Linked DNA regions of Homo sapiens: region 2 is linked to region 1. A link is an interaction called in ENCODE POLR2A ChIA-PET data of the cell type or tissue named here. Cell type or tissue: CD4-positive, alpha-beta T cell. All regions are shown on one strand. Links, peaks and the distances in the headings refer to the core of each region. The heading gives the core; the rest is flanking DNA. Region 1 has its middle 27 kb from the start of FOXO6-AS1. Region 2 holds the start of LOC105378673 (a long non-coding RNA gene).

What was found. Peaks named below come from ENCODE experiments on the same cell type or tissue, not always from the same donor. Only the 100,000 strongest peaks of a DNase experiment are listed, where the experiment ranks them.
Region 2: POLR2A ChIA-PET joins it to region 1 with 6 read pairs; 2 of 35 experiments call an interaction of 5 or more read pairs at or near these places.

What each region holds. Positions count from the first base shown.
Region 1 is chr1:41,396,552-41,408,891 of GRCh38, forward strand. No RefSeq gene overlaps it. Among named protein-coding and RNA genes, the nearest start is that of FOXO6-AS1, 27 kb to the left of the region's middle. In CD4-positive, alpha-beta T cell, for the core only: no CTCF peak of the experiment used is centred there; a DNase peak (open chromatin) is centred at 7,890; H3K27me3 peaks cover 731 bases.
Region 2 is chr1:40,561,643-40,573,982 of GRCh38, forward strand. LOC105378673 (a long non-coding RNA gene) reads left to right here and starts at 1,547. Exons shown (of 3, transcript XR_947235.2): 1 at 1,547-2,017; 2 at 6,340-6,405; 3 at 6,674-6,924. In CD4-positive, alpha-beta T cell, for the core only: no CTCF peak of the experiment used is centred there; no DNase peak of the experiment used is centred there.

The DNA.
Region 1 (12,340 bases), core at 6,352-8,851:
GAGGGCTTAAGGTGCCTGAGCAAGATCACCCAGCCAGAACTGCGGTCTGAACTCTGGTTCCCCAGCTCAGAATAGCCCTGTACATGCTCTTCCCAGGACTCTAGGCAGAGATGTGGGGTGTTGAGGGCGGTCACAGGGGGCCAGAAACATTCCTTGGCGAGGGGAAGAGCAGCAGGAGGAGATTTCAGTTCCCAGGAATAGACGGAGGACACTAGATCTCTGAGAGGAAGGTCTGTGGTCACTCACCACCTGCACGGAGGCCCTGGGCCATGGGATCCTGGGACATCAGGGTTGGGGAGATCGAGCAGGACATCCATTTTAGAGAGGGGTTGACTGACGCCAGAGAGGTCCTAAATCACACTTGCCTTCCATTTCTCGAATATCTGTAAAGTGTGCCAAGCACACTTGTTTATCTACTTTAACCCTTGAGACAGCCCAGTGAGGTTGGCACAATAGTTAGCTCCATTTTACAGGTCAGAAAAGTGAGGCTCCATGTATCTCTATATGCCCAAGGTTGGTGTGGATATCTGTGGTTTTGTCTACAAGGAATCATTTTCAACCCATGTTAACCCTGATTTTAGAATGGGAGCTGCCATCGTTTACAGAGCCTACCCTCCTGGGCAATGTTGATTGGCTCAGTGAAGGACACGTGATTCACACTGGGCCAATCAGAAGCCCTGGCTTGAGTTTTTTTTATTTTATTTTATTTTATTTTATTTTATTTTATTTTATTTTATTTTATTTAGACAGAATCTCACTAGGTTGCCCAGGCTGGAGTGCAGTGGTGCCTTCTCAGCTCACTGCAAGCTCCGCCTCCCGGGTTCAAGTAATTCTCCCACCTCAGCCTCCGGAGTAGCTGTGATTACAGGCATGTGCCACCATGCCTAATTTTTGTAATTTTAGTAGAGACGGGGTTTTTCCATGTTGGCCAGGCTGGTCTCCAACTTCTGTGATCCGCCCGCCTCAGTCTCCCGAAGCATTGGGATTGCAGGCGTGAACCACCGCGCTCGGTCCTGGCTTGAGTTTTGAATTTAGGGTCAAGGTGAGCCTCTGGAGTTTTCAGCAGGCTGGATACTCCTCTGCAGTAGGAAAAGAGAAAGGCAAACATGCTGAGAACAAGGGAGGGAGGTCCAGCTATCCCCTGCCTGTACTGGAGCACCTTAGGGTGCTTCAGCACATGTTTTGTTGACTGGGCAGTCTCCCAACTAGCTCCACCTTCCCACATCTCTCCCCCACCCTTCCTTGTCATCTCTCTGCTTGTCTAGGGCCCCACACTTACACAGGGGGCTCACAACAAGTGTACTAGGGTGCTGAAGAGGGGCAGGAGGGGGCTCTGCCCATTGGATAATCCCGGTGGGCACTGAGCCAGGATTCAGGGCACAGACCACCTCTCTTCTGCTGGATGACTGGCGAATAGCCAGCTTCAGTCACTGAGTGGTCCTCATCCTCACACTGCCCAAGGCCCAGGCCCTTGTCTGCTTGTTCACTCTGCCCAGAATAGTGTCTGACATACAGTAGGCACTCACTGTCCATTTTTGTAATGAGTGGATGGATGGATGAATGAACGGACTGACATATGTCCCTGTCCCAGGCCCTGGCTGGGCCACAGAGCTCACTCAGCTGTGTGGAGTGAGCCTTGTCATTGGGCACACTTGGTTCCCATGTGGCTCCCTGGCTCTGGAAACCACTGGAGCTTCTGGGTGCAGCTCAGTATGTGGTCCTCCCTCTGACCTGTCTGTCTCATCCCTTTCTTCACCTTCTTTCAGGCTTTGGAGTCTTTTATCCAGTCTAGAGTGCAGGGATGTGGAATCTGTGGGTAGCACTCTCAATGCAAGCTGCATCCAATTTTTTTTTTTTTTGGTCTTAACTTAGAAGAGTATCTTTTGAACGTAAAAGGCCAACAGTACACACTTTTGTTTCTTTTGTTCCATGCAGGGGTGACCCCAGTGTCACTGTGTATGGTGGAGCAGGCTATGAATGGCACCCCCGTGTTGTGTAATGTAGCAGGCTCAAGACTGATGGCCTTACTTCCAAGGCTGGGAAAGACCCTTGGGGAGCAAGTAAAGTCGTTTGGTGAGAGTTGGTGGGAGAAAGAGTGGCCTATTAATTAATAACTCAGAATGTCATAAGGCCACATCAGCTATTGAGCTAGGGACTCCAACCTAAGGCTCCTGACAACCCAGGACTTCCAGGCCCTCATAGTTGCCTTTCTGAATTCCCCAGAGAGCATTCTTAGCAAATTTGACCATTTGCTTCTGAAGTTAGAATTGTCAGGGCTTTCTGAACGTGGCTGGATGCATCTTGCCCTGTCCCCTGGGCCCTTGTCTTTCCCAGATCCAGTGTGAGGCCCATGTAGGGCTCGGCTGTGACCTACCATCCCGGTCTGAAGGCCACTGTTAGGCCTGTCTCTTCTGTTCAGAGGTTTTTGAGCCAGGAGAGGATCCTAGGTCTCTAGAGAGAGAAAAAAAGTCCAGGCCTGCCTGTGGGCCAGAGTCCTGAGTATGCTTCAAGGCTGACCCCAAATTCCGCCGGGTGGAATAGAGGTGCTTGCGTTTCTGGCTCTGGTTCCTCAGCTTGGCAGCTGCCATGGGCATCTGGCACAGAGAAGACAGAAGCCAGCATGGCCAGCACACCAGGGCAGCCCTCCCAGCCCTGGAAGCAAAGGGTTAACAGGCTAGGGAAGGAGGGAGCAGCAGTCCTTTGGCTAAGGAGCCTTGTTAATTGATTCCCTCATTCCCATTTGTTCCTGCTAAAGAGAGACAGATGAGACGGAGCCCGCCAGGCCCGTCTTGGCACCCGGCAGCTTGGCTGGGCACAGCTGTGCTCATGGCTCTGGTGTCTCTGTGGGGGAGGGGCCGGTCGTAGCGGAGGTGAGGAAGTGGGGCAGTCCCATCGCAGACCCCCCGTGCCCCTCTGCTCACTTCCCTACAGGCAGAGATGATTTCAGAGCTCTTTGGAGAGGACAGATCTTCTACTTCACCTTGTGGCACCTCTTTGATCTTTCTGCCTGCGCTGTCACCACCATGGGCTGGGAGCCCAGCAGCCAACACCGGAGGCAGCTCCCTCACCATGGGCTCCTGGTGGGACCCTGCCAGCCTGAGGCCCAGGCAAGGTTTCTGCCTGGAAGAGGGTCAGCTCTGGTCCATGAAGTTTAGTTCTGTGCCTTGGTGAGGCAGGCTGAGGTCTGTGTCACTGAACCTCGCCATGGCTGCAGGCTCTGTCTGAGCCCCCGGGTCCTGACCTGCTTTAGACCCAACTTTTTATCTGTTCCTGCCTCGTCTTCATCTCAGCCAAACTCGCTGATGCCTATAAAATTGGGTTGTTTTGGATTGTGACAGACGAGAGCCTGCCAGCTTCCCCTAAGAGAATGAAGTCTGAATGTCACCATGTAGTCAAGCCTGAGACCCTGGGGTTCACATGTCTGCCATGCTCTACCTGCATAACTTGGTCAGGCCATTTTTACCTCCGTGAGGCTTGATTTTTCTCACAGGGAAAATGGCAGTGATATTAGTACCTATCAGTGGTAGATTGCAAAAGTCGCCACAATTCCCCATCCCTCCCTGAGTGCGCCTCATGGCAGTAAAATTTGGCAACTTCTCTCATTGCCTTGAATCTAGGATGATCTTGGACTTACTTTGGCCAACAGAATGTGGTGGAAGTGACAGAGCCAGTTCTGAGCCCAAGCCTAAAGAGGCCTTGTATGCTTTCCTCCATTCTGTTGGAGCCCTGCCCAGCTGCTGTGTGAACAAGCATGGGCTATCCTGCTGGATGAAGAGAAATGTACGGCTCAGTCACCCTCAGCATGCAGATGTCAGCCAGCCAACCCCCAGAAGCAGAGCCACTTAACTGACTAGCAGCTGACTGCAGATGCATGAGTGAGCCCAGCAAAGGCCGGAAGAAGAGCTCAGCTGAATTTCCAAACCACAGAATCATGAGCTTAATAAGCAGTGGTTGTTTTAGCTATAAACATTGGGGTAATTTGTTATGCAGCAAAAGCTAACTGATACACTATCACTAATCACTGTCGTGTGGATTAAATGAGAAAATATAGTAAAGGACTTAGCAAAGTGCCTGGTACAGAACAGATGATCAGATAATAGAGCTTCTATTACTGTTGCCCAGGGTAGAGTCATTGACCACATATTAAAGCCTCTTGTATTTGAGATTGTTCTCTCATTGGCACTCAGAAGTTAAGAGACCTATCCCCTCCATACACTTTTGTAGCAGTGATGAAAATAACAGATAACATTACTGAGCACTTACTAAGTTCCTGGCTCTCAGGCTTTGTAGCAGGTGTTTTTTTTGTTGTTGTTTTGTTTTGTTTTTGGTATTTTTTTTTTTTTTTTGAGACAGGGTCTCACTGTCACCCAGGTTGGAGTGTAGTGGCATGATCATGACTCACTGCAGCCTCCACCTCCCAGGCTCAATTGATCCTCCCACCTCAGCCTCCCGTGTAGATGGAACTACAGGTGAGCTTCACCACACCCAGATAATTTTTGTATTTTTTGTAGAGAGGGGGTCTCGTCATGTTGCCCAGGCTGGTCTTGAACTCTTGTGCTCAAGTGATCCTCCCAATTTGGCCTCCTAAATTGTTGGGATTACAGGCATGAGCCACTGCACCCAACCTGTAGCAGGTGTTTTAGATACATTTTCTCTTCTAATCTTCACTCAACCTTAAGAGACAGGCAATCATATTTATATGTTATTTCATTTTGCACACCCATCATTTTATTTTTTATTTTTTGTAGAGATGGGGTCTCACTGTGTTGTCCGGGCTGGTCTCAAACTCCTAGGGTCAAGCGATTCTCCCACGTTCGTCTCTCAAAGTGCTGGGATTACAGGTGTGAGCCATCATGCCCGGGCAACTCATCACTTTAAACCCAAGCAAATGGAGGCTTGGAGATGTGAAATCTAACTTGCCCAAAGTTATACAGCTAGTGAGCCTAGCAAGACCCTTTCACTCTTCCGAAAGCAATGGACTATCCTTTACTTTTGTATGCTTTGACAATTCAACTCCAATCAGCAGGCATATCCTGGTAACCCCAGGCTCTGGGCATATCGGAGTCATCCTCACACTTTCACCAGATGTTATAGTTAAGCTCAGTTAGATCCCCACCCCACACCCCACCACCCCACCATCCCACCATCTCACCACCCCACCACCCCACACCTGGACGCTGCTGAAGCTATATTCTTTTCTCTGTCAAGACAATGCGTTTAATCCTCTGTTCTCACTGGATGCCTTTTGGGGGTCACAAACTCTTCTCTGGCTGCCCCTCCTGGACCTCCAAATGACAAGTTACTGAGTTTTCCACCCTTCTGCAAACTTTTCCTTGTTCTCATGGTTTTGTTCCATCTCTCTAGTCAGAACTTCAGCTGACACTCAAGGCGTATAAGGAACACTAGGGACATTATCTGCTCAGCACCCTTCCCTTCTCTTGGGAATCACAGCCCATCCCAGCCCCCTCCAGCCCTGTGGTCATAGTGTGAGCTGCCAGGCTCTTATAGGAACCCCACTCCTGGCCACAGCTGATTGGCCCAAGAGGGGCACATGGTTGAAGCCCCGCCAATTAAAGTTCTCCAAGTTTTTGGACTGGAAATGCAAGAGAATGTCTTTCTTTTATATCCTATAATCATATACAAATTGAGAGGATGCCATTATGAATTTTTCCATATTTCCTTTTTCCTGTTTCAAAGGAATTTCATTGCTTTTGTGTGTGAATAGTTTTTAGATTAGTACATCTTTCTTTTTTAATATATGGATTTCTGGGGTAGTCTTTTCCCTCTTCACAAACTATACATTATCACATTTCTTCACATTTTTAGGCCAAAGGTGGCCAGGTCGGCCCTATTGAAGAGAAAAAGTTTAAGATAAAATTTGATTCTGATTTTCAAAAAAATCTAAGGGACTGTGGCCATGTGTCCTGGCTTGGGGAAGAAGCGGGTCTGCAGCTGGGAAGGATGAACTGGCATTGGAGAGACTCTAGAGGAGCTGCTCTCTGGGCCATTCCTGTGGGTTAGTTCCATGGATTCTGTGAGCCAGTAAATCCCTCTTCGTGCCTATGGGAGGCTGAGTAGTGTTTCTGTCACTTAAAAACCAGAGTTCTGATCGGGTTCCCTGCCATATAGCCTTTCCATACATTTCTTCCAGAGTGGCCAGGGCAACCCTCCAGAGAGTGAAGGCAAAGGGCAGCCAATGAATGTTCCTCCCCTGGAGAGAGAAGTCCCATAGGCTAAAGTCCCATCTTTAAAGATGATTCACAAATCACTCCTGTTTCCCAATCTTAGAAGTAGGCACCAGGCCAGGCACGGTGGCTCACACCTCTAATCCCAGCACTTTGGGAGGCCGAGGCGGGAGGATTGCTTGCACCTAGGAGTTCAAGACCAGCCTGAGCAATTTAGTGAAATCTTATCTCTAAAAAATAAAGATAAAAATAAGCAAATCCAGGCATGGTGGTGCTTGACTGTGGTCCCAGCTACTCAGCAGGTGGAGGTGAGAGAATTGCTTGAGCCCGGGAGGTCGAGGTTGAAGTGAGCTGTGTTTGCACCACTGCTGTGTTTGCCTGGGTGACACAACAACAAGACCTTGTCTCAAAAAAAAAAAAAAAAAAAGGAAAAAAGAAATAGGCACCACAACCAATCAGAGACCCAGATGTCACACTCTCCCCTTTCTTTTACCATCCATGTCTAGGCCATGAATGAGTCCTGGCAATTCTGTCTCCCTAAATTATCTCAAATCTGACCACCTCTCTCCATCTCTGTCACTGCCCTGGGCTCACAGCATCCTCATCGCGGCTCTGAACCTCTGCCGTGACTTCTACCTGGGCTGTTCCCTGAGCACGTGCATTCTCCACAAGCCAGCACAAGTGTCCTCAGCATGCCCATGGAGATCAAATCACATTGCTTCTTTTCTTAAAGTGCCAAGACTTTCCACCTCCCATTGCATCTGGAATAAAACCTCCCGTTCACACACACCCATTTGCCCTGCTAAATCCACGGTGGTCTCCCTCCTGTACTTCCAACACAGTCCCTTTTCTCCCTCCCCAGGACACTGGCCCTGTCCTTCCCTGGGCTTGGAGCTCTCTCCCCTCACGGAGAGTCCAGCTCCTTCTCTTTGCTTAGCTCTCACAGAGTCCATCCCGATCCTCCTTCCTAAAGTAAGCCTTCTCCCCAGTTATTCTGTGACCCTGTCTCTTGTTTGTATTCATCACAGCATCATTACAACCCAAGTTATTTTGTTTGTTTCCTTGCTTGGAGTCTGCCCCTCTCACTAGAATGTAAGCTCAGTGAGGGCAGGAAATGGGTCAGCCTTGTTCCTAACATAGCACTTGGTACATAGATGGGTTTGAGAATTTTTATTGCATGACTAAGTGAGTAGTTGAAACCAGGCAGGGAGGCAAATTATCCCCATTCCACAGAACAGAAAGTTGGGGCTGGCACAGAACCAACAAATAGCAGCAAGGGGTCTGAAGCCCGGGTGTGTGTGAGGAGAGAGCCTCTGTGCTTTCCAGAACAGCCAGCATTTGTGTCACGTTTGAATTTACAAAGCAAGCCCATGCCCGTTATTTTAATTGATGTTTCCCACTCAGTTCATTCTCCCAATCTTATAAATGAGGAAATGGGAGCTTGGAGGGGACTCATGCATGGCTGGTCCAAGGGGCTCTGCCTTCAGTGGGAACTTCTGGGGTCTCACAGGTTTCTGGTGCCCCTAAGCCTGTCATGATTGGAGGGACTCAGCCGAACTCCCCCTGCCCAACCAGGATCCCTGCCTACAGGGCACCACCTCCCTCTACCCCTGTGCAGCCCGCCTGCCTGTGTCTGTCACATCAAGTTCAAGTGATTCATGTGGCAGCAGCTCCTGGTCTGCCTGTCGGCACGTCAGCTAGTCCTGGTTACCATGACAACAGGATGCGAGGCACCAGGGCATCAGTGGGCTGTGGCTCTCTGAGGGGCAGTGCCATAGGCGAGGGAGGGGGCTTGTTTCTTCCTCCTGTGGGAAGCTTGGCAAGGGCTGCAGCCGCTGGGGGCTGGGTGGCCCCTCCCTGCCTCCGTGCCTTGGCATTTCCTTCCTGCCATCTGTGCTGGGAGCTGGGGGAGGGGCTGGAGTGCCGTCCCTGGTGGGAGGGGTCTGGGAGCAGATGGGTAGGAAGAGCAGCCCTTCCCATCTAGGCTACGCCCCCACCCCGGTTCCAAAGACTCTCCCAGGGCCCTCAGCACACCACAGCCTTTCTTTCCTTGGCATAAATGGGAAGTTCAAGACCCAGTGCAGTCAGAAAATTGGTCTCTGGTCTTGGAACAGAGCCTAGTGAGGGAGGAGGGGCTCTTCGCGGGAGGGTCCTGAGGGAGCTAACCTGCTCTGTGCCAGAGCCTGGCTGGGACCTTCTCTCAGTCAGTCTTCCCAGCAGCCCTGTGGCTGAGTGTCACCATATCCCATTTACAGAGGGGAGACTGTGCTTCAGAAATGACAGCTGGAAAGTGGCAGCACAAGGATTCAAACCCAGGTCCACCTGGCTCCCAACCTTGTTCTTGCTGGAACCCTTGCTGCTGCCTTAGAGAGGGAGGGACTCCTCCCTGCTCAGCCCCTCCATCTAGTCAGCCCACCCCTACCAGAGAGGTGAAGGCTGGGGGCGAGCCCCTGGAAGGAGCGCTGCTCTGCGATTCTGGTGCCTGGGTTTGGGTCACAGTTCTAGAGCAGGCTGTGAGACCCTGGCGGGTCTCGGCCCTGCTCCAGGCCACATTCCCTTGCCCAGGAACTTTGAGATGGCTGGAGGGGAGGTGAGGTGTTGCTCAACAGTGCATATGGGGCTATTGTCCTGTCCCAGGGAGAGGGCTGGGGCTGGGCCTAGGATAGGTGACAGGGACCGGGATGTGGCCAAAGAAGGAGTCTGAGTTAGCAGGAAGAGCAGTGGTTTGCATTCACAACGGGACGTCCGAATGGAACACTGCTCATTTGGAATTGCCTCTGAGAGTCATTGGTGCCCCAAACCCCCATGTTCTAAAGTGAGAGGCAGATCTCTTCAGGCCTCGCAAGACTGATGACCTCAAGCTGGTGTGGCCCATGGCACACACTTCTATGCTACCTTAAGGTAGGCGAGAGTGACAAGTGTGGGGAGGGGAAAGACAACAAGGATTCCTTGGTCAGTATGCTCTACCTGGGGAGGGGTGGGGTGTGCCCCCCTAACTACTCCCACCTTAATTTGGGTGAGGGGTGGTGCTTCAGGAGAAACACTGGCAAAAGCTGACAGAAGTGTTCCCTAGAATTTGCCCCTGGCTTGAAAAGAGTCTAGATGGGGGTGGTGGCTTGGAGCCCAGACTCCACCAAGCCCAGGTTCTTCCACGGGTCAGAGTATCCGTGGGTCAGAGTGGACGAGGCACACTGCACAGAAGGTTCTACCTGCCTTGCGAGGTGACTTCTTGGAGTCTGAGTGGAGAGAACCCCAGAAACAGGAGCTGGGGCAGGAACAGTGGGGTGATCTCTGCTGCAGACCCATTGCCCACGTCAGGGAAATGCCGGTTGAGAATCTCAGTGAGGGGCTCTGCAGAGGTCCCACAAGGAGTGCTCTGCAGAGAGGACCCCTAAGCCCTAAGCTTCCTGGAGGACCAGGCCTCCCAGCCCCATCACCTCAGCTTTCTCAGCCGTAGCCAGGCCTGGGCTAGAGAGAGGAAGGACTCTTTAGATTGAATGAGACATTGAAGTTTTGATGCTAGATGAGATTGGAAATTCTAACTCATCAAAATGAAATTGACAGTGCCTGAGAGTGCCCAGAAAAATGATGGGATCTGCCCCAGGAGCAGGACCCACAAGAGCAAGCTGTGAAGAAGCATCTTGGGCGGTGCTGAGGAAGAATCAAGGGGCTTTCCCATCTGGCCCTATTAGGGCCAGCCATTCCCGTAAGCTGGTCCCTTCGGTGGGTGTCCTGAAGAGGTGGCGATTTAACCCCTTTCCAGGCCCCTCGCCCTCCCGCTACTCCTCGCCTGTTTCCTCCCAGGACTGAGCCTAAACTAGGAGGGATCCTGGGGTGGCTGCCTCTCCCCTTCCACTGCCCCCCACAGGGCTCCTTTCGGCTCCCTCCCTGCTCCTCCATCCAGCCCCCAAATCCCCCAGCCACTCCTCCACTGGCCCTAGGTGGCTCTCCCTTTTTCCTCTTCTCCCCCTGCCCACTCTAGAGCTGATTTTGGCTTCTTGGACCTGAGTTCACCTTCGAAGTTGGGGCAGGCTGGGTCCCGTATTCACAAATGGACCAATATATCTAATGGTCCAATAGCCTCTGTTACAGATAGGGAGATTGAGGCCCAGGAAAGCAAGTGAACTTCCTAAGGCGATGCTGCAGCTATACTCCTGGCAGAGGCGGGTTAGAATCTAGGCCTTCAGCTCTTCTCCTGGGCTCAGCGGAGTATCTGGGGCTCCCTGGGAGAGATGGCTGGGCCAAGTCTTGGACAGATCCCACTCGCCACCCCTCCCTGCCTTGCAAAAGCACATCCAGAAAAATCATAGAGGACAGAGGGCTAGAAAGATCCCTTCCCAGGGGGCCTCAGGCTCCGTCGGCATTGGCAGAGATGTCAGCACCTGGCAGTCACCTACGCCCCATGCCCAGCCCTGAGGTTCAGTGGGCCACTGAGACCCTTGGGGAGCTGGCTGTCAGAGCAGCTTCTGCCAAGGGCTTCCGCAGTGCCTACTGCTGTGGACTCCAACCAGGTGGGGTTTAAAAGCACAATTCCTGGAGTTAGATCTGAGTTCAAGTCCTGTCTCTACTGGTTAGAGTTGTACCTCCGTGGGCAAATCATGCCACCTCTCTGAGCCCTGTTGTCTCACAGAAAGGAACAAGGCACTGGGATTCAGTAGTGAGGATAATGAACTGATGCACCCCAGGCAAGTATCCCAATGTCTGGCTTTCCAGGCATCTTCTAGTCCCCTGAAAGAGCTCTGTCATGGCAGACTTTCCTTGTGAACAGTATGGTGGAGATCCAGGGTTGTGGCTCCATCCATCCTTCTCATGTTCACCCTGCATGGAGCCCCCAGGGTCAACCCATCTATTTTAAAACTTCTTTTCCTCCCTCTGTCCCACCATTTCCATCCATTTTATCCCCCTCTCCCTTTTTCAGAAATGACATAATTAGAGGGGTTTAATGTTCTGCTGCTGAAATCTTCATTTTCTTGGGTAATTTCCACTATTTCATCAAGGAATAATTAATTGCATTGTCTTTAATCAATTGTTTGACAAATCCAGCAGCGGGAGGAATTCTCCCACCATCCCCGCAGCTGCTCTCCCCTCCTGGGTGAGGCGCCAGCTCATGCCAACAGGAGCGCTTGGCTGCCAGCGCTGGGGTGGGTGAGTGTAGAGGAGGGGCCCCCAGTTTCCCCAGCCTCCTGTGGGGGAGGGGAGCCCAGGCAGCCAGGAATCCACCCAGCAGCCACACGGGGAGCACCCAGCTGAGCTCAACTGTGAGCTCGGCCTCCTCAAAGCCCAGTCAGGTCGGCGGCGGTGGGGGGTGGGGGGATAGATCCCATTTAGCAGATGCAGAAGCTGAGGCTTGAGGAGGATCACAGGGACTGAGAGATGGAGAGGGACTCAGGTCTCTCGGGCTCTGAGACGCAAGACAGGGAAGATAAGATCCAAAACTGAATCTTAGAGATGGAGGCTGGTTACCAGTAACTGGTAACCGGGAGAGAGGAAAGAGGAGAAGGGAAGGACGTCCCCAGGCAGAGGGGGAAAGTGATAGTAGTAATAGCGAATGTTTTTATGGTACTCATGAAATGGCAGGTCCTGTTCTAAGTATTTTATCATCTCAATAACCCTGGGAGGTGGCCCCTCTTATAACCCCCGACTTACAGGTGAGGAAGCTGAGGCTCACAGAGGTTAAGTGATGTGCCCAAGGTCACACAACTAGTGAGGGGCGTAGCAGTTGTGCATTTATTCACGAACAGTGCTGCTTCCCCCAGCCACCCTGTGACAACAGACGAATCCTATTTCACTCGTGGAAAGCCCAGCCCCACTGTGGCCAACCACGTGCCCTCATGATCTCCCCTTCAAATGCCTCTTTCTCCTGTCCTTCCCACTGGCCCATTGCTCCAGCCTACTGATCTCCTTACTCTCCGCCCGCCCCAGGGCACTTGCTCCTCCTTCCAGGCTCTTCTTACAGGATTGCTCCCTGACTTTATTTACATATCTGCTCCAATGTCACCTTCCCAGGGGGACTCAGCCAGGCCCTCATCTCAATAAGTATCAGCCCTCCCTCTCCTTACGCTATTTTATTTGTCTTCCTGGTACTGATTCATGAATCTATCCATGGTGGGCGTTAGTGCTTTCTGCCAAATACGTCCTGCTCCCTATCTTCTGGG
Region 2 (12,340 bases), core at 4,065-6,564, 840 kb before region 1:
TCCTGGGTTCAAGTGATTCTCCTGCCTCAGCCTCCCAAGTAGCTGGCATACACCACCACAGCCAGATAATTTTGTATTTCTAGTAGAGATGGGGTTTCTCCATGTTGGTCAGGCTGGTCTCGAACTCCCGTCCTCAGGTGATCTGCTTGCCTCGGCCTCCCAAAGTGCTGGGATTACAGGCATGAGCCACCACGCCTGGCCTTATTTTTTTTCTTTTTGGTAAAGATGGAGTCTCCCTATATTGCCCAGGCTGGTCTTGAACTCCTGGGCTCAAATGATCTTCCCACTTGGGCCTCTCATGGTGTTGGGATTACAGGCGTCAGCCACCACACCCAGCAAAGAGATATTTAGATTTAGTGATGGAGCAGATGTGAGGGAGGAGGGAGAAAAAGAAATCAAGGATGACTCATATTTTTCTGACTTAAACATTTTGGTGGTTGGAGGTATGATTTCCTGAACTCAATTTCCTGATCATTTCCTAAACATGAAAGAAAAGCAGGAGATAAAGTTGGAATTTAGCATGTTAATTTAGATGCCTTTGAGACATCCAAGTAGGTGTTTGTTTCATTGGGTAGATATTTATTGATTACCTATTCTAAGTCAGGCACTGTGTTTCAAACTGGATATTCATCTGGCACGTACTTGGGTCTGTAACTGTCTGGCTTGAGGTCTCAGCTGCAAGTGTACATTTGAGTTGTCAGCATTCAAATGGCATTTGAAGCTATACGAATAGATGACATCACATAGGAGGAGTAAGTAGAGTAAGAAGAGGGCTTAGGTTCCAACCTGGGGAACCCCAACATTGATGAGTAAAGGAGATTGAGAGTGATCAGAGAGGTAAGAGAAAAACCAGGTTACTATGAGAGGAAACCAGGTTACTATGAGAGGAAAGAGTTTTGAGGAAGACTGTGTAGTCAACAGGGCCAAATAATGTCAAGAAATCAAGTATAAAAAGGATTGAAAACTTTCCATTGGATTTAGTGGCAAGGAAGTCATTAGTTATCTTAATGAAGATGAATTTCTGAAATTGGAATTGCTGGGTCAAAAGATGTTTAATAAATATTGCCAAATTGCTCCCCAAAAAAAGTTTATAACAATTGATACTCCTTCCAACGGCATATGAGGGTATCTGTTTCCTCATACCCTCACTAATGAATATTATAAGTCTTAATCTTTGCCCAATGGGTTGAGAGAAATAATGTCTCATTGTTATCTGAATGTACATTTCTTTTTCTTTTTTTTTTTTGAGATGGAGTATTGCTCTTGTCGCCCAGGCTGGAGTGCAATGGCGCGATCTTGGCTCACTGCAACCTCTGCCTCCCGCCTTCAAGCAATTCTCCTGCCTCAGCCTCCCGAGTAGCTGGGATTACAAGCATGTGCCACCATGCCCGGCTAATTTTGTATTTTTAGTAGAGGCGGGGTTTCTCCATGTTGATCAGGCTGGTCTCGAACTCCTGACCTCAGGTGATCCACCCGCCACGACCTCCCAAACTGCTGGGATTACAGGCATGAGCCACGGCGCCCAGCCTGAGTGTCCATTTCCTTGATGATTTGTGAGGCAGCATATGTTTTTGTCTGTTTATTGGCCATTTGTTTTTCTTCTAGGAATTATCAGGTCATTGTCCATTCGTCCATTTTTTAACCAGAGCATTTTATCTTTTTCTGACTGATGTTTAAGAGCTCTTCAGATTATTAAGGTTAGTGAGCCTCTGCATATGACACATGTATCTTTCTACATTTTTTAAATTGTTCTTTTAATTATTCTTATGGCTTGAGGCGAACTCTGAGGTTATCTACCGCCCCCAGTGTTGCCAGGTGGACCCTGTGTACCACATGCATTGCTGTAGATGCTTGCTCACCGAAGAGGAATTCCTGTTCATTGGTGTTTTAGGAACCTGTTACATTCAAGGATGTGGCCATGGACTTCACCAAAGAGGAATGGGGGCAACTAGACTATGCACAAAGGGCCTTTACAGAGAAGTGATGCTGGAGATCTATGGCAACCTGGTCATAGTGGGTGAGGACAACTACTCTTTGGAGAATTCTGTTTTCCTTGGTTGTAAAAAGCTGTGGACTCTTAAGTGTTTAACAAAGCTAGGGCTTGAGATTCAAATATCAGAATTTCCAAATCGTGACTGAAGAAATAAAATGCTTCTATCTAAGTAAAAACTCAAGTTTCAGGGCCAGATGTGGTGGCTCACTCCTGTAATCCCAGCACTTTAGGAGGCCAGGGCAGGAGGATTTCTTGAGCCTAGGAGCCTAGACCCTGTCTCTACAAAAAAATTAAAAATTAGCTGGGTGTGTTGGCACATACCTGTAGTCTCAGCTACTTGGGAGGCTGTGGTGGGAGGATTGCTTGAGCCCAGGAGTTTGAGGTTTCAGTAAGCTATAATTATGCCACTGCACTGGACCTGGGTGACAGAGCAAGACCCCCACCACCCCCTGAAAAAAAACCCTCCAAGTTTCTACATCCCTATTTGTTTTCTTTTCTTCTTTCTTTTTCTTTCCTTCCTTCCTTTCTTTCTCTCTTCTTTCTGTCCTTTCTTCCTTCTTTCCTGAAATAAATATCCTTGTACTTATATTTTTGAGTATTTGTTCCAGTATTTCTATAGGATAAATCTCTGGAAGAGGAATTGATGGATCAGAGATTTATATATCTACTATAAATTTGCCCCCTGAGAAGTTTGAATTAATTTCTATTCTTGTCATGGGAATCCCCGTTCTCCACACTCTCACAACTCCTAATCTTTTTATTCTTCACCTACCTGAAGAGTGGGGAAAATACTATCTCACTGTCTTTTGATTTGCCCCCTTTCTCTCCCAACTTGTTCTCCCTCTATCTTCTCTTTCTCACAATAAAGTGGAAACTGCATCCTTCAAGTTGCCTAGGCCAAAAACCTTGGAGCCACCCCATTTTTCTTTCTCTCTCACCACCAGATCAATCCGTCAGCAAATCTGTCAGCTCTACTATCAAAGTACATTCAGAATCCAACCACTCCTCACCACTTCCACTGTTGTTACCCTAATTAACCCACTGTGCCTCTCTGTCTCCCCCTCCCTTTCTCTCATTTTGAAGAGCCTCCTACTCTCCACATCCCAGCCTGTTTTACATGTGGCAGTCACTGCGATTGTGTAAAACACTCAGTCAAATCAAAACCTTCTCAAATCAATGCTCTTCAGTTAGCGAATACACAAACTGGAGTATATCCATGCTTTGGAATTCTACACAGCATAAAAAGAATGAACTATTGATTCACACAACAATTTGGATAGATTTGAAGGGAATTATGCTAAGTAAAGAAAGGTAATCTCAAAAAGTTACATACTGTGTGATTTAATTTCTATAACATTCCTGAAATGACAAAATTATCAAGATGCAGAACAGATTATTGGTTGCCAGGGACTGGAGAGAGGAAGTGGGAAGTGAGATGGGTCTGGCTGTAAAAAGGGTAGCACAAAGAATCCTTACGATAGAATAGTTCCTTATTTTGTTACACAATTCTACACAGGTAATAAAATTGCACAGAACTAAATACACACACAAATTAGTGCATATAAAACTGGCGACATTTACAAAGACATATGCACACATATGTTTATTGCGGCACTATTCACAATAGCAAAGACTTGGAACCAACCCAAATGTCCAACAATGATAGACTGGATTAAGAAAATGTGGCACATATACACCATGGAATATTATGCAGCCATAAAAAATGATGAGTTCCTGTCCTTTGTAGGGACATGGATGAAGCTGGAAACCATCATTCTCAGCAGACTATCGCAAGGACAAAAAACCAAACACCGCATGTTCTCACTCATAGGTGGGAATTGAACAATGAGAACACATGGACACCAGAAGGGGAACATCACACACCGGGGCCTGTTGTGGGGTGGGGAGAAGGGGGAGAGATAGCATTAGGAGATATACCTAATGTTACACGACGAGTTAATGGGTGCAGCACACCAACATGGCACATGTATACGTATGTAACTAACCTGCACGTTGTGCACATGTACCCTAAAACTTAAAGTATAAAAAAAAAAAAACTGGCGACATTTGAATGAGGTCTGAATTGGTAACATCATCTTACATGTAAACCAAATTATAAAAATTAGATTTGAAAATATATTTATTCTACAGAAATTTTAGAAAATACAGATGCTTAAAAATAAAATGTAGGATGGAATTTCACTAAGTGTATTCTCTTAAAAAATGAAATATTAGCTGGGCGTGGTGGTTTATGCTGGTAATCCCAGCACTTTGGGAGGCCAAGGCGGGCAGATCACCTGAGGTCAGAAGTTTGAGGCCAGCCTGGCCAACATGGTGAAACCCTGTCTCTGCTACAAATACAAAAATTATCCAGGCATGGTGGTGCATGCCTGTAGTCCCAGCTACTCGGGAGGCTGAGGCAGAAGAATTGCTTGAACCCAGGAGGCAGAGGTTGCAGTGAGTGGAGATCATGCCAGTGCACTCCAGCCTGGGCAACAAGAGTGAGACTCCATCTCAAAAAAAAAAAAAAAAAAAAGGAATATTATTCAGCGCTAAAAAGAAATGAGCTATCAAGCCATGAAAAGACATGGAGGAACTTTAAATGCATATTACTAAGTGAAAGAAGCCAAACTAAAAGGCTACATGTGCTGTATGATTTCAGGTATATGACAGTCTGGAAAAGGCAAAACTATGGAGAAAGTAAAAATATCAGTGGTTTCCAGTGTTTAGCGGGGAGGGAGGATGAGTAGGGAAAGCACAGATTGTTAGGGCAGGGAAATATTCTTTATGATACTAAGATGGTGGAGACATGTCATTATACATTTGTCAAAGCCCACAGAATGTGCAACACCAAGAATGAAGCCTAGTGTTAACTATGGATGTTGAGTGATGTGTGGGTGTAGATTCAGCAGTTGTAACAAATGTACCATTCTGGTACAGGAAGTTGACAGTGAGGGAGGTATGCATGTATGGGGGCAGGGTATATGGGAACTCTACTTTCTTTTTTGAGATGGAGTTTCGCTCTTGTCACCCAGACTGGAGTGCAATGGCGTGATCTCGGCTCACTACAACCACCACCTCCCGGGTTCAAGCGATTCTCCTGCCTCAGCCTCCCAAGTAGCTGGGATTACAGGCGCGCACCACCACGCCCAGCTAACTGTTTTGTATTTTTAGTAGAGACAGGGTTTCACCATGTTGGCCAGGCTGGTTTCGAACTCCTGACCTCAAGTGATCTGCCCGCCTCAGCCTCCCAAAGTGCTGGGATTATAGGCATGAGCCACTGCGCCCAGCCAAGATTATCTCTTTATCTTTAAAGAGGTTTAGCAAAATCCTCAGAGGCAGAAAAATGTCCTGCCATTTCACTAAATGTATCTAAGCATGAGTTTTTTATGTTTTTCCTAATCAGGACACATTATGCTTCTTTCTTGGTGCTATTTTCTATTTTATTAATTTTTAAAATCTTTACTAAATCCTTCTACTTATTTTAGGGTGTTTTTGTTTGTTTTGGGGTGTTTTTGTTTGTTTAGTTTTTAGAGAGACAGGCTCTTTCCCTGTCACCTAGGCAGGAGTGCAGTGGCATGATCATAGCTCACTGTAACCTTGAACTACTGAGCTCAAGGGATCCTCCCATCTCAGCCTACAAAGTAGCTAGGACTACAGGCGCACACCACCACTCCTGGCTAATTTTTAAATTTTTTTGTTGGAGATAGGGTCTTGCTATGTTGCCTAGGCTGGTCTTGATCTCCTGGCCTCAAGTGATCCTCACATCTTGGCCTCCTGGACCTCTGGGATTACAGATGTGAGTCACTGCACCTGGCCTTCTTCTATAAACTTCTTTTAAGTTTATAATTATTTTTCTAGTTTCTTGAGTTAGAGCTTATTTATTCTTATTTTCTAATAAATGCATTTCACTGAATTAAATTTTCCCTGAATACTTTGGCAGCATCCTGTCCAGAACACAGTTTGGCAACATATATCAAAAGCCTTTAAAATGTTTCTGCCATTTGACTTAGAAATTTTACATCTAAGAACTACATTAAGGAAATAATCAGATGAATGATGTATAAAAGGTATATATTACCATGTTATTTTTAGTATTTTTTAAAAAAGGAAAAATTTTACATTACAATAACAGAAATGTTTTTCTGTAAATTATAATATTTATATATGATTCATTATTCTCTAGCAAGAAAAATTATATTTTTGGATTATTTTTAATGACAGGTAAATGTACATAAGTTATAGCAGGATGTTAAAGATACATACATATAAGAAAAACCTGGAAAGACACTAATATATTAATAGTATCAATGAGTGGTTTTTATTTTCTATTTTATGCTTTTCAGGATTTTGCAAGCCATCTTGAATGTTTCCCAATACTATTGCTTGGCAAATAGCAAAAGTAAGCAAAAGTAAGTGTAACTGGTTTATTGTAGAGTGTCAGCTCAATGGCGCATATAAGATTATGAAATGGTTTTTTTTTCCAATCACTGCTTTCAACCATATTCTATTGAATTCCTCAAATAAATTAATGTATGAATAAATATTGAATGGGAAAGAAAAACCTAGAGGGAGGGCTTTAAAAAAGAGAGGTTTTCCCCTTTACCAGCTCCCAGAGGAAGAATACAAATGGAGTAAAATATTACAAACTGTTGAAAATATTTGCAATTCATATTACAGACAAAGGGATCCATTGCCTTATTTATCAAGAGCTCTTAGAAATCAAGAAGAAAAAGCATGGAAAATATGAAGAGACTTGTCAGAGAGAGATACAAATGATCCTTAAATTTTTGGAAAGGTGTTCTACCTTTCTCATTATATGAGAAATGAAAATCAAAACCATACTGAGACACCATTTCCTACCTATCAGGTTAGCAAAAAATTGAAAAGGTTTTTTTTTGTCTGTTTGTTTTGTTTGTTTGTTTGTTTGTTTGTTTTTTGAGATGGAGTCTCGCTGTTACCCAGGCTTGAGTGCAGTGGCACGATTTCGGCTCATTGCAACCTCGACCTCCTGGGTTCAAGTGATTCTCCTGCCTCAGCCTCCTGAGTAGCTGGGACTACAGATGCATGCCACCATACCTGGCAAATTTTTTGTATTTTTAATAAAGACAGGGTTTCACCATGTTAGTCAGGATACTGTTGATCTCCTGATCATGATCTGCCTGCCTCGGCCCCCCAAAGTGCTGGGATTACAGAAATTGAAAAGTTTTAAAACCCATTGTTAGTGAGGCTGTGGAAAAACAGGCATTCTCAGACTGCTGTGGGCAGGCACAAAATAGAATAATTCCTTTGGAGAGCAATTTGACAGCATCTACCAAAACTGTAGATACACTTGCCTTCCAAGACAAACACCCCATTTCTGGGAGTTTATCCCACAGATACACTTGCACATGTGCTTTGAAAACATTCGGCATTGTCTCCATTAGTAAAAAATGGAAAACAACACAAATGTATGTCAATAGAGGACTGGCTTAGTAAACTAGATATCCACATAGTGGAATAGTATGCAGCTCCAATGAAGAGTAAGCAAAATTTCCTCATTGAAATGGAAATATCTCCAAGATATGTTATTAAATGAAAAAATGCAAGATAAAGAACAATGTATGTATGTATGTATATATAAATATATTAAATATGTACACAGAGTATTTTGTGTAAGGGAGAATGAGAATTATATCCATATTTGCTTATATTTGCATAGTGTCACACTGGAAGCCTAAATAGGAACTAATAAAGTCATTTAATAATCAAAACTATATTTAAAAGTTGTCTGGGGAAGCAAGGGTAAGAGTGAGGCTTTCCTGTACTTCTTTTTCACTTTTAAATATAGTTTTGATTGTTGAATAACTGGAACACATTACCCATTTTTTAAATATAAACAACAGAAATGTATTTCTCACAGTTCCAGAGGCTAGAAGGTAGGGATCAGAACCTCGCCAGAGTCAGGTTCTGCTGAGGGCCCTCTTCTGGTTACAGATTGTAGCCTCCCATAGCAGAGAAGGCTACAAGGACCCTGGTTTGTTTTGTTTGTTTGTTTGTTTGTTTGTTTGTTTTTGAGACGGAGTCTTACTCTGTCGCCCAGGCTGAAGTGCAGTGGCGTAATCTTGGCTCACTGCAACCTCCACCTCCCAGGCTCAAGCAACTGTCCGGCCTCAGCCTCCCGAGTAGGTGGGATTACAGGCGTGCGCCACCATGCCCAGCTAATTTTTGTATTCTTAGTAGAGACAAGTTTTCACCATGTTGGCCAGGCTGGTCTTGAACTCCTGACCTCAGGTGGTCTGCCCACCTTGGCCTCCCAAAGTGCTGGGATTACAGATATGAGCCACCATGGCTGGACCCTGTTTTTTAAATTGTGCTAAATGAGAGCCAGTGGGTTTTCAGTATTTATTGATATTAAAATATTGTTTTTCCATATTAACTTTTTTTTTTTTTGAGACAGAGTCTTGCTCTGTCACCGAGTGCAGTGGCACTGATCTCAGCTCACTGCAACCTCTGCCTCCCGGGTTCAAGAGATTCTCCTGCCTCAGCCTCCCGTGTAGCTGGGACTACAGGCACCTGCTACCATGCCCGGCTAATTTTTTGTATTTTTAGTAGAGATGGGGTTTCACTGTGTTAGCTAGGATGGTCTCGATCTTCTGACCTCATAATCTGCCTGCCTTGGTCTCCCAAAATGCCTTATTAACTATTTATGTGATTTTTTAAATAAAATACTTTATTTGTAAGTTTTACACCTATAGATTTGTCTGTTTTTGTTTTTTTTTTTTTCTTTTTTAAATTTGTGTGTGCTATTTTAGTCAGGATTTGGTATTATGGTTATTTGGTCTCCAAAATGGAGTATAATCCACCTAAATAAACTAGAAAAAGAAAAGCAAAAATAAAGCAAGCAGAATGAAAGAATAAAGTTTAGCCGGGTACAGTGGCTCACACCTCTAATCCCAGCACTTTGGGAGGCCGAGGTGGGCGGATCACCTGAGCTCAGGAGTTCGAGACCACCCTGGGCAACATGGTGAAACCCTGTCCAAAAATTTGGCCGGGCGTGGTGGTGCGCGCCTGTAGTCCCAGCTACTCAGGAGGCTGAGGCACAAGAATCGCTTGAGTCCCGGGAGCAGAGGTTGCAGTGAGCCAAGATCACGGCACTGCACTCCAACTTGGGCTAAAGAGTGAGACTCCGTCTCAAAAAATAAATAAATAAAAATTTTTTAAAAAGTTTAGAGCAGAAATCAATGAAATTGAAATCAGAAAAATAGAGAAAATAAATTAAACACTGATTCTTTAACAAGAAAGACAGAGAAGACACAAATTGCTGACATAAACAATGACATAAACAATGAAAGAGGGGACATCACTACTTTCCCTTTTTACAGACAGTAAAAGGATAATAGAGAATCCTAGGGACAACTCTGTGCACACATATACAACAACTTAGATAAAATGGACCAATTCCTTGAAAGACACAAATTATCAGAACTCATTCAAGGAGAAATAAAGTGAATAGTCCTGAATCTATTAAAAGATCTAATTCATAGCTTCCAAAAAGGAAAACTTGAGGTCAAATGATTTCACTGGTGAATTCTTCCAAACATTTGAAGAAGAAATAGCAGCAATTCTTCACAATCTCTTCCAGAAGATAGAGGCAACACTTTGTAGCTCATTTTATGAAACCAGCATTACACTTGTATCAAAACTAGACAAAGACACCAGGCATGGTGGCTTACACCTGTAATCCCAGCACTTTGGGAGGCTGAGGTGGGGGGGGATCACCTGAGGTCAGGAGTTCGAGACCAGCCTGGCTAACATGGTGAAACCCCGCCTCTACTGAAAATACAAAAAATTAGCCAGGTGCAGTGGCGGGTGCCTGTAATCCTAGCTACTCAAGAGGCTGAGGCAGGAGAATTGCTTGAACACAGGAGGCAGAAGTTGCGGTGAGCTGAGATCTTGCCACTGCACTCCAGCCTGGGCAACAAGAGCAAAACTCCATCTCAAAAAAAAAAAAAAAAAAGAAAAAGAAAGAAAAGAAAAAGAACAAAACTAGATAAAGACATCATGAGAAAAGAAAGCTACAGATCAATAACCTTCATGAACATAAGTGCAAAAATTCTTCAGCAAAATCTTAGCAAATCAAATTTAGCAATATATAACATGACACGTCACAACCAAATGAATTTTATCCCAGTAATACAAGGCTGGGTCAGTACTTGAAAATCACTGGGTGTGATTGCAGCACTTTGGGAGGCCAAGGCGGGTGGATTAATTGACATGAGGAGTTCAAGACCAGCCTGGCCAACGTGGTGAAACCCCGTCTCTACTAAAAATACAAAAAATTAGCCAGGCGTGGTGGTACGCACCTGTAGTCCCAGCTACTTGGGAGGCTGAAGCAGGAGAATCGCCGGTGTGGGGAAAAGAAAGAGAAATCAGATTGTTACTGTGTCTGTGTAGAAAGAAGTAGACATGGGAGACTCCATTTTGTTCTGTACTAAGAAAAATTCTTCTGCCTTGAGATGCTGTTAATCTGTAACCTTGCCCCCAACCCCGTGCTCTCTGAAACATGTGCTGTGTCCACTCAGGGTTAAATGGATTAAGGGCTGTGCAAGATGTGCTTTGTTAAACAGAAGCTTGAAGGCAACATGCTCATTAAGAGTCATCACCACTCCCTAATCTCAAGTACCCAGGGGCACAAACACTGCGGAAGGCCGCAGGAACCTCTGCCTAGGAAAGCCAGGTATTGTCCAAGGTTTCTCCCCATGTGATAGTCTGAAATATGGCCTCGTGGGAAGGGAAAGACCTGACCGTCCCCTAGCCCGCACCCCCGTAAAGGGTCTGTGTTGAGGAGGATTAGTATAAGAGGAAGGAACGCCTCTTTGCAATTGAGACAAGAGGAAGGCATCTGTCTCCTGCCCGTCCCTGGGCAATGGAATGTCACGGTATAAAACCCGATTGTATGTTCCATCTACTGAGATAGGGGAAAACCGCCTTAGGGCTGGAGGTGGGACATGCGGGCAGCAATACTGCTCTTTAAGGCATTGAGATGTTTATGTGTATGCATATCTAAAGCACAGCACTTAATTCTTTACCTTGTCTATGATGCAGAGACCTTTGTTCACATGTTTATCTGCTGACCTTCTCTCCACTATTATCCTATGACCCTGCCACATCCCCCTCTCCGAGAAACACCCAAGAATGATCAATAAATACTAAGGGAACTCAGAGGCTGGCAGGATCCTCCATATGCTGAACGCTGGTCCCCTGGGCCCCCTTATTTCTTTCTCTATGCTTTGTCTCTGTGTCTTTTTCTTTTCCAAGTCTCTCGTTCCACCTAACGAGAAACACCCACAGGTGTGGAGGGGCAACCCACCCCTTCAGCTGGAACCTGGGAGATGGAAGTTGCAGTGAGTTGAGATCAAGCCACTGGATACCAGCCTGGGCGACAGAGCAAGACTTTGTCTCAAAAAAAAAAAAAAAAAGAAAGAAAGAAAAAGAAAAAGAAAAAGAATAAAAGAAAGAAAATCAATGTAATGTACACTTATATAAACATTAACTCAAAATGGATCATAACAAAACTATGCGATTTAACACATCCTCAAAAAGTTACACGGAAAGTTTCCAAATGGCCCAGCAACTCCACTCCTAAGCATACTCAAGAGAAATGCAAACGTACACCCACACAAAAACCTGTACACAAATGTTCATAGCAGCAGTGTTCATATCAGCTAAAAAGTTGAAACAACCGAAATGTTCGTCAACTGATGAGTGGATCAATAAAACATGGTATATACACACAATGGAATATTATGAAGCTATAAAAAGAAATCAAGTACTGATATCTGCTACAACATGGATGAATCTTGAAAACATGCAAAGTGAAAGAAGTCACAGAAGAACACATATTGTATACTTCCATTTACATAAAATGCCCAGAATAGGCAAATTTACGGAGACAGGGTGGGTTAGTGGTTAGTGGTTTAGGACTAAGGGTGGGAAGTAGGGAAGAGGATTGATTGGTAATGGGTATGAAGTTTCTTTTGGGGTGAATGATAATGTTCTAAAATTAGTTTGTAGTGATGGTTATACGATCCTGTGAATATACTAAAAAACATTGAGGCTGGGTGTGGTGGCTCACGCCTGTAATCCCAGCACTTTGGGAGGTCAAGGTGGGTGGATCACCTGAGGTCAGGAATTCAAGACTAGCCTGACCAACATGGTGAAACCCTGTCTCTACTAAAAATATAAAAATTAGCCTGGTGTGGTGGTGGGCGCCTATAATCCCAGTTACTTGGGAGGCTGAGACAGGAGAATTGCTTGAACCCGAGAGGCGGGGGTTGCAATGAGCCAAGATCTCACCACTGCACT